Linked DNA regions of Homo sapiens: region 2 is linked to region 1. The links are chromatin contacts, found by Hi-C or POLR2A ChIA-PET in ENCODE. All regions are on one chromosome and are shown on one strand. The core of a region is the stretch at or near the end of the contact, and the rest is flanking DNA. Distances in the headings are between cores, read along the strand shown.

Region 1 (3,217 bases), core at 648-3,147:
ACGGGCAGATTAAGCCCACTATAAACTGGCATTACTTTACAATATTTAAAAGTTTTTATAAGAAATTGCAGGGAAACTCCAGTAATGTAGGAGAAAGTAGCAAGGGAAGCTTAAATAGAGTAAGGGAAAACTGTCTAAACATTAGCGATCGTTTCCTCACACCACACACCGTTAACATACAATTGTAGTATCAGAATACTGAGCATATACAAACAAGTGAGATACTGATATTGAACCAAAAATTTTCAACCTTGTTAATATTTTATTAATTATTACCAATGGTAATTGTTAGGAAGCCAGTATTGTCCCTTCGAGTGTGTGACACAAAAAATTCTACAATATAGTTTAAAAATATGGATCCATGGAGGGCTTGTGCTAATATTTACGTATTTATTGAGACAGTCTGTTATTTGTCTTGCCATGTTATCCCTAGTTCAATCTAGGTTGTTTCTCTCTTTAATTCGCAAGAAACAGGTTATGCCAACCTAGGTGTTTTTCCCAACCTCCGTCTGTATCTCTGCTCTTTCCCTGAAGTAGCGGCCTCACTCTGTAGCCCAGGCTGGAGGGCAGTGGTGCAATCACAGCTCACTGCAGCCTTTAACTCCTGGGCTCAAGAGATCCCCTCACCTCAGCCTCCCAAGCAGCTGAGACTACAGGTGTGCGCCACCACACCACGCTAATTTTTTCTTTTTTTGTACAGGTGGGATCTCGCTATATTGCCCAGGCTTGCTCTTGTTTGAAATAGCTCCTCCTAATTTTTTTTAACCAATACAAATGTACTCATTAGAAGCTGGCACAAGCACCCCAGTATATACTGTCTTCCAGCACAAGAGTATGTCCTAGATGTGAATGGTACAGCAACATCTGTCATATACTGTTCTCTATTTCGCCCTTACGCTTCAATCAAACCATCATACTGCTTTTCAAGGATGTGTGTAGGGAGGTCACATTGTTTATGAATTTCATTTCAGGGTAGTAAAGAGGGCTTTATACATGTTTGCTGCAAAGGGGAAGAAGGGACCTTGATTCTGACGAGGTTGAGAACCACTGTTCCCAAGAGTGGAATCGCGTGCTGAAACAAAAATCGAACTTTTAGAGAAGAGTTTCCTTTGCCTAAGGCAAGCCCTGGGCTCCAATATTCCACTTCATTGGGCCTGACACCCCACTACCAGCACACGCCCGCTGCTCTCAGCCCACCTCTGCTTCCAAGCAGGGCCAAACAATGGTTCTTGACCACTTGGGGATCGGGGACCCTTTTAGGAACGAGACAAAAGCCCTGGAAAAACTCTCTCCCAAGAAACCCATATACCAAGCTGCATCCAACTTCAGGGCGCTCCCAGACACCCCCTCTGAAGCCTGGTCGGGACCCCAGGAGAAAAGGGCTGAGGGGAGTGGGAGGTGGGAAGAGGAAGGGGGCGCAGGGGTCCCGGTCCCCTCCCACCGCCTCCTCGCAGTGTGGCTCTGGCCCGGGCGCTCCACCTCTCTGTGCAGCCCCGGCGTGCAAGCGCGCAACTTAAGTGCCCGGCACACAGCAGAGGCTCCATAAACGCCGCTGCCACTGTCAGCAGGGCCAACTCTGCAGTCGAGATGGACACTGAGGCGGCCCCGGGGTCGCGCCCGGGCGCGAGGACCGGTTGAAGGAGGCACCGGCCCGCGGCCCCGGCCGCCCCGCCCCGCGCGAGTCCCGGGGACGGTGCGGACCAAACGGCGCCGCAGCTGCTGCGGGGACGAACAGGGATGGCTGCCTGGGACGCGGGATGTTCACCAGGCCCGCTCCCCCACCCAGCCCTCGGTCTCGGCCGCTCTCACCCGGCCTCAGCCCCCAACGGCCGCCACCGCCCGCCGCTCACCTCCCCGGCCGCCGCCGCCGCCGCTCCCGCCGCCGCCGCGCGATCTCGCGAGACTTCGCTCCCCTCGGCACTCCCCCTCCTCCCCGCGGCGCGCGCGGACCCCAGGCTAGAAGCGGCTCGGCGCGCTCCCCGGACGCTGCCCACCCCGCCTCAAGGGTCAAGCCCGGCCTCTCTCGCTGCTCGCCCCCGACTCCGTCCCTGCGTGCACTCCGCCCACTCCCGTGACTGGGAAGGGTTAAAGCCCAGGTGCGAGGCGGCCGCCTCCTTCTCACCTGGCCGGCCGGGTGCGCGTGCGCATGCGCATGTCCGGGGCTCGGCCCTGAGCCTCTGCAAAGGCTTGGACGGTGGCGACAAAGGTGACCGCTGCCACCCGTCCTGAGTGCTCGCTGCGCGCCGAGCACTTAACAGCCCCCTTCGGTCCTCACACTGCCCTCCAAAGTGGGTATTACCAGCCTCCCCATTCTAGAGAGAGGAAAAATGGAGGCCTGGCAAGGAAAGTACAGTAATGGCTCCATGTCACACAGCCAGGAATTGGCTGAGCCAGTGTTGGGATCTGGGGTTGTCTGATGCCCAGCCCAAAACCCATTTCTGCACCTCAGTGACAGCCCCCAGGCCCTGTCCCTCTTTCCGTTCAAGGCTCAAGGCGCTGCCTCTCAGCCGCAGTCTTCATTCTCTCCCAACATTCACCAAGGTGAGAGGAGGAGCTCCTGGGAAGTCATTTGCTACAATCTGTTTTCAATGGAGCTGGCGACAGTAAAGTGCTTCTCCCTCACTTTACAAACTTCCCAAGGCCTGTGAAGCCCCTGTGCCACTCCCTGTGCAGCTCTGAAGACTGTGTGACTATTTTTATGCGGTTCTGTCTCCTCCTTAGACTGGTGGCGTTTTGCTGGTAGAGAGCATGATGGAATGGCACACAGGACAGAGAATCAGAATGTACATGATGTTAGCACACAGAAAAGTGTGACTTCTTCCCAGGAGTAAGTCTTAATGAAATAATAATTGTTTGTAAAGAGGAAGGGCTAACATTTATTGCGGGCATATCAAGGTCATACCAATCTTCTTGCAATCCTGGAGGTGGAGAAAGTAGCCTGTTTCCATTGTGAAATAGGATTTGAACCTGGGTCTGAGTCCGGAGCCCAGCACTACCTTGTAGGTAGGTCCTGTTCTGCAAGCAAGCGAGCATGAGCTAGCTCATCTGGGCCGGCTGCTGTAAGATCAGGAGCCCTGGAGGTTCTAGGTAGCCTTCCACCTGCAACAGCGTCTGCATGGGCTTACCCAGCCCACCTGATAATCACATCAATGTCAGCAAGTGCTGGCCTGCCCATGCTCCAAACCTGTCCACTCTCCCCGGAACCAATTGCTGTGTA
Region 2 (3,353 bases), core at 830-3,329, 84 kb before region 1:
CACAGTCTTTCCACATTTCCTTTATTCAGTGATGTCTCATTTATTTGGCTTCTATCTGTAGTATCAGTATCAGTATCTGTAGCATCAGCAGGTCACTTGGACCAAATGAACCTGAGAACCAAACTCAATAGTTCCTTGTTGGAGCTGCATCTATCTGCTGTAGATCAGTTATTCTCCATCTCTGTGGCCAGTTTTGACATGGAAGCCTCCCTCACCAAGCCCACTACTAGAGATTCCCATCTGTTCCCTGTCTCCTAACTCCCATGCTGGCTTCTCAGCAACTGTGAGACAGGCACACAATAGCTCATGTGGGCAGTAAGGGGTGGCCCTGTGAACCAAGGTGGGAACCTTAAACCACTAGGCCCAAGGCTAAAAAGTAGGGAGTACAGACTTTGGGGAGCCAGACCACAGAGATTTTGATCAGATTATGTTTCCATGATCATGCTGATGTGTACTTTTGAGTGGTATTATCAGATAACCTCAGTGATATTCTATCTTATTTCTATTCTACCACTCAAAACTCTTTATCAACCTAAATTCTTCTTTAAAGCTCTGGTGTTCAATAAAGAATGAGAATCTATGACATGTTGTGAAGATTTGACTGGACAATTAGCTCTAAGTAGAATCCTCCCAATATCACAATATAATCATGAGCTACCAAGTCACTCTGATATTCCCTATTATATGACATTTGTTTAAAAAAGATTTCTACCTTCATTGATATAAAAGTACTATGTGCACATTATGAAAAATGCAAACTATAGAAAAGAGATGAAAATAGTTTATATGCATGTAAATTTCCAAAATAATTTGATATATTTCATTGCAAGACCTTTTCCTTTGCATGGGGGAGTGGGGAGTGGTTGATGGGAGGAACGCATGATGGGAGGGTGTGAAAAGGATGGTTAGCTGCACCCGTGATAGATCTATTATTCCTTGCTTTTTTTCTTACTATAACCTAGATTATCCTGACAAGAAAGTTCCCATTTAATATACATGTGAGAAGGAAAATACAGTCTTTAGTTGTCTCTTTTAAAGGCTGAATCTTTTGCCAAGTTGAATCAAATTCAAATACTGAGGAAAAGAGAATATTTTAAAATTTCAATATTTCTATAAGAGAAAATAATACACAATTAATTATTTATTAATGAACAATGGATTCTGCCAACCAGTGAAACCTTTCCTCCTTGAGGCTTCAAATTTAAAAAAAGAGATGACTTCTTGAACCAATGGAATGACCATGCCATTATCTCCAAGCAATCCCAGAGGCCCTAGCACGGTATCTTCTATGACAGTCTTGCTGACCATTCTGTATCAACAGCAAAAGTGAAAAGCTACTTGCCATGAGAACCAACCATAACTATTAGCCTGGTCTTTAACCAACAATTTAATTTCGTTCATCCACTGATCAAAAAGCAGAGCAACTTGGTACTTCCAGTAAGGTCTGAGCGTTTGGGTGGGTCCAAAAATAAACTGATATTGCTACTGTAGTCCTAGTCAGAAAGTTCATCCATATGTACTGAGAGGAAGCATGTGTCACAGGAAAAGCAAAGGTCCTATGTGAAAATCCCAATTCCAGACCCTCGTTTTCCAGCCATGATGGAATAACAATCATTGGACTTAACTTCCTGCCATAAGAAACTAGAAAACTGGGCAAAATACATGAAACAATTGCTTTCACACATTGGCAAACAGGTAATGCAGGGCTGTGGCCCCTGAGAGGAGGGAAACAAATGAGATGAGCCCATAATTGCCCTAACTTTCTGCCTGGAGGCAATTTCTAGACTGTGGGTAAGAGGAGGGAGAAATCACACAGGAGCTTGTTAGGCTTGCTGAACTGAGGAGACAGAGATGAGAGGAGAGCTTAAGCAGGCTAAGGCAGCTGAAGTTTCAGGGAAGATTTGTGAAAAACAGGATCTATGCTGAAAAAGAGTTCCAGAAACCTGCCTAATGGTGCCCTGGAGTCTTTGCTGAGTGCTAAGCTGTATGTACACAGAGTAAAATCTCACAAGTTTGGGCAAGAAATGACCAGGGACTATAAGCTAAATACTTCCCAGAGTGCATACAAGGTCGGGAAACGTTCGAACTGCAACCAGCCTGAGTGAAATGTCCTCCCTGGGGCACTTAGCAGGGCATGCAGCAGAGATACCTTTAAGGGGAGTCTCCCTGGCACGAATGCTACCCTAGATCTTTCCTAAAAAATTTAAGAAAGGCCTTGAAGGTGATCCAAAAGTTACTTAGCTGCCTACCAAACCAAAGCCCAACTTTCTTTAACTGAAGACAACAAAAACAAATTCCACTCAGTAATGCAACATTCACAAAATTATATCCAATGAAAAATTACTATACTACTTACACCAGGAAGCAGGAAAATGCAACTCTTAAATAGGAGGAAAATTCATCAATAAAAACAGACCCAGAATGATGAAAATAAATGAAACTATTAACAGCTACTATAACTATATACAAGTATTTAAAACATAAATATAACATGGAGAAACATGGACAGTAAAAAAAGAACAAAATAAAACTTCTAAAGGTAAAAGGAAAATAATAAACTTTTATTGGGTGGGATTAACAGCATATTAGATATGCATTTTAAAAGATCAGGGAATACTTGAAAAAAAGAGGTATATCTAATAAGGCACTGTAAAATAAAAATAAAGTAAAATGGGAAAAAATTAAACAAGGTAAGACAAGAAGAATGAAGTGAGACAGAACACATAAGACAAAAAAATATATATACATAGAGCAAGATGATGGATGATAGATTTGAACTCAATTGTGATGGGCAGCCTTTAGGGTAGTCCCAGGGATCCCTGCCTCCTAGTATTTATGGTCTTGTATAATCCTCTCCCTTAGAGTAATTTGCTTCTAATCAATCGAATATGGTTAAGTTTAAGGAATGCTACAAGAGATTATCACTCTGTCTTGCCAGAAGACTTCTCTCTTACTGGCTTTCATAAAGAAAACTGTCATGTCAGAGAGACCCAGGTGGCCTCCAGCCAATGGTCAGCAAGGAACTCAGGCTCTGAGTCCAACAGTCCTAAAAGAACTGAATCTTGCTAAAAGCAAAGTAAGTAAGCTTGGACATGAACCCTTCCCTAGTTGAACCTTCAGATGAAACTCTGGCCTTGGCTGACACTCTGATTACAGACTCCTGAGAGACTCTGAGGCAGAGGTACTCAGCTAAGACATGCCTGAATTCCTGACCCACAGAAGCTGTGAGATAATAAATGCATGCTGCATTTGGCTGTTATGGTTTAAAGAAATTCACTACAAAGCAATAGATAACTATTATACCACATATACCAATAATTACCTTAAATGTAAATGATCTAAATATTGCAATT

Evidence for each region. A loop is a pair of places that touch in the nucleus more often than their neighbours do. ChIA-PET counts read pairs that join two places held with the same protein, here RNA polymerase II (POLR2A). Pooled maps may share reads with other maps.
Region 2: a loop to region 1 is called in a pooled map, with 2.0 times the contacts of the local background. The contact joins the enhancer-like site here to the promoter of MRTFB in region 1. A Hi-C loop is called at or near these places in 2 of 168 maps with a recorded cell type or tissue (Calu3 and astrocyte of the cerebellum) and 5 of 50 pooled maps. POLR2A ChIA-PET finds 5 or more read pairs at or near these places in 3 of 52 experiments (Panc1, WTC11 and activated CD8-positive, alpha-beta memory T cell).

The regions. Positions count from the first base shown.
Region 1 is chr16:14,069,999-14,073,215 of GRCh38, reverse strand. It overlaps MRTFB (myocardin related transcription factor B), which reads right to left and starts at 1,897. Exons shown (of 17, transcript NM_001308142.2): 1 at 1,851-1,897. RefSeq lists silencers at 1,433-1,512, 1,653-2,122.
Region 2 is chr16:14,154,481-14,157,833 of GRCh38, reverse strand. All of the region lies in intron 3 of MRTFB (myocardin related transcription factor B), which reads right to left. Among named protein-coding and RNA genes, the nearest start is that of MRTFB, 85 kb to the right of the region's middle. Within about 2 kb of position 2,079, at least 2 of the 41 ENCODE cell types and tissues checked have a DNase peak (open chromatin) inside an H3K27ac peak, as active enhancers do.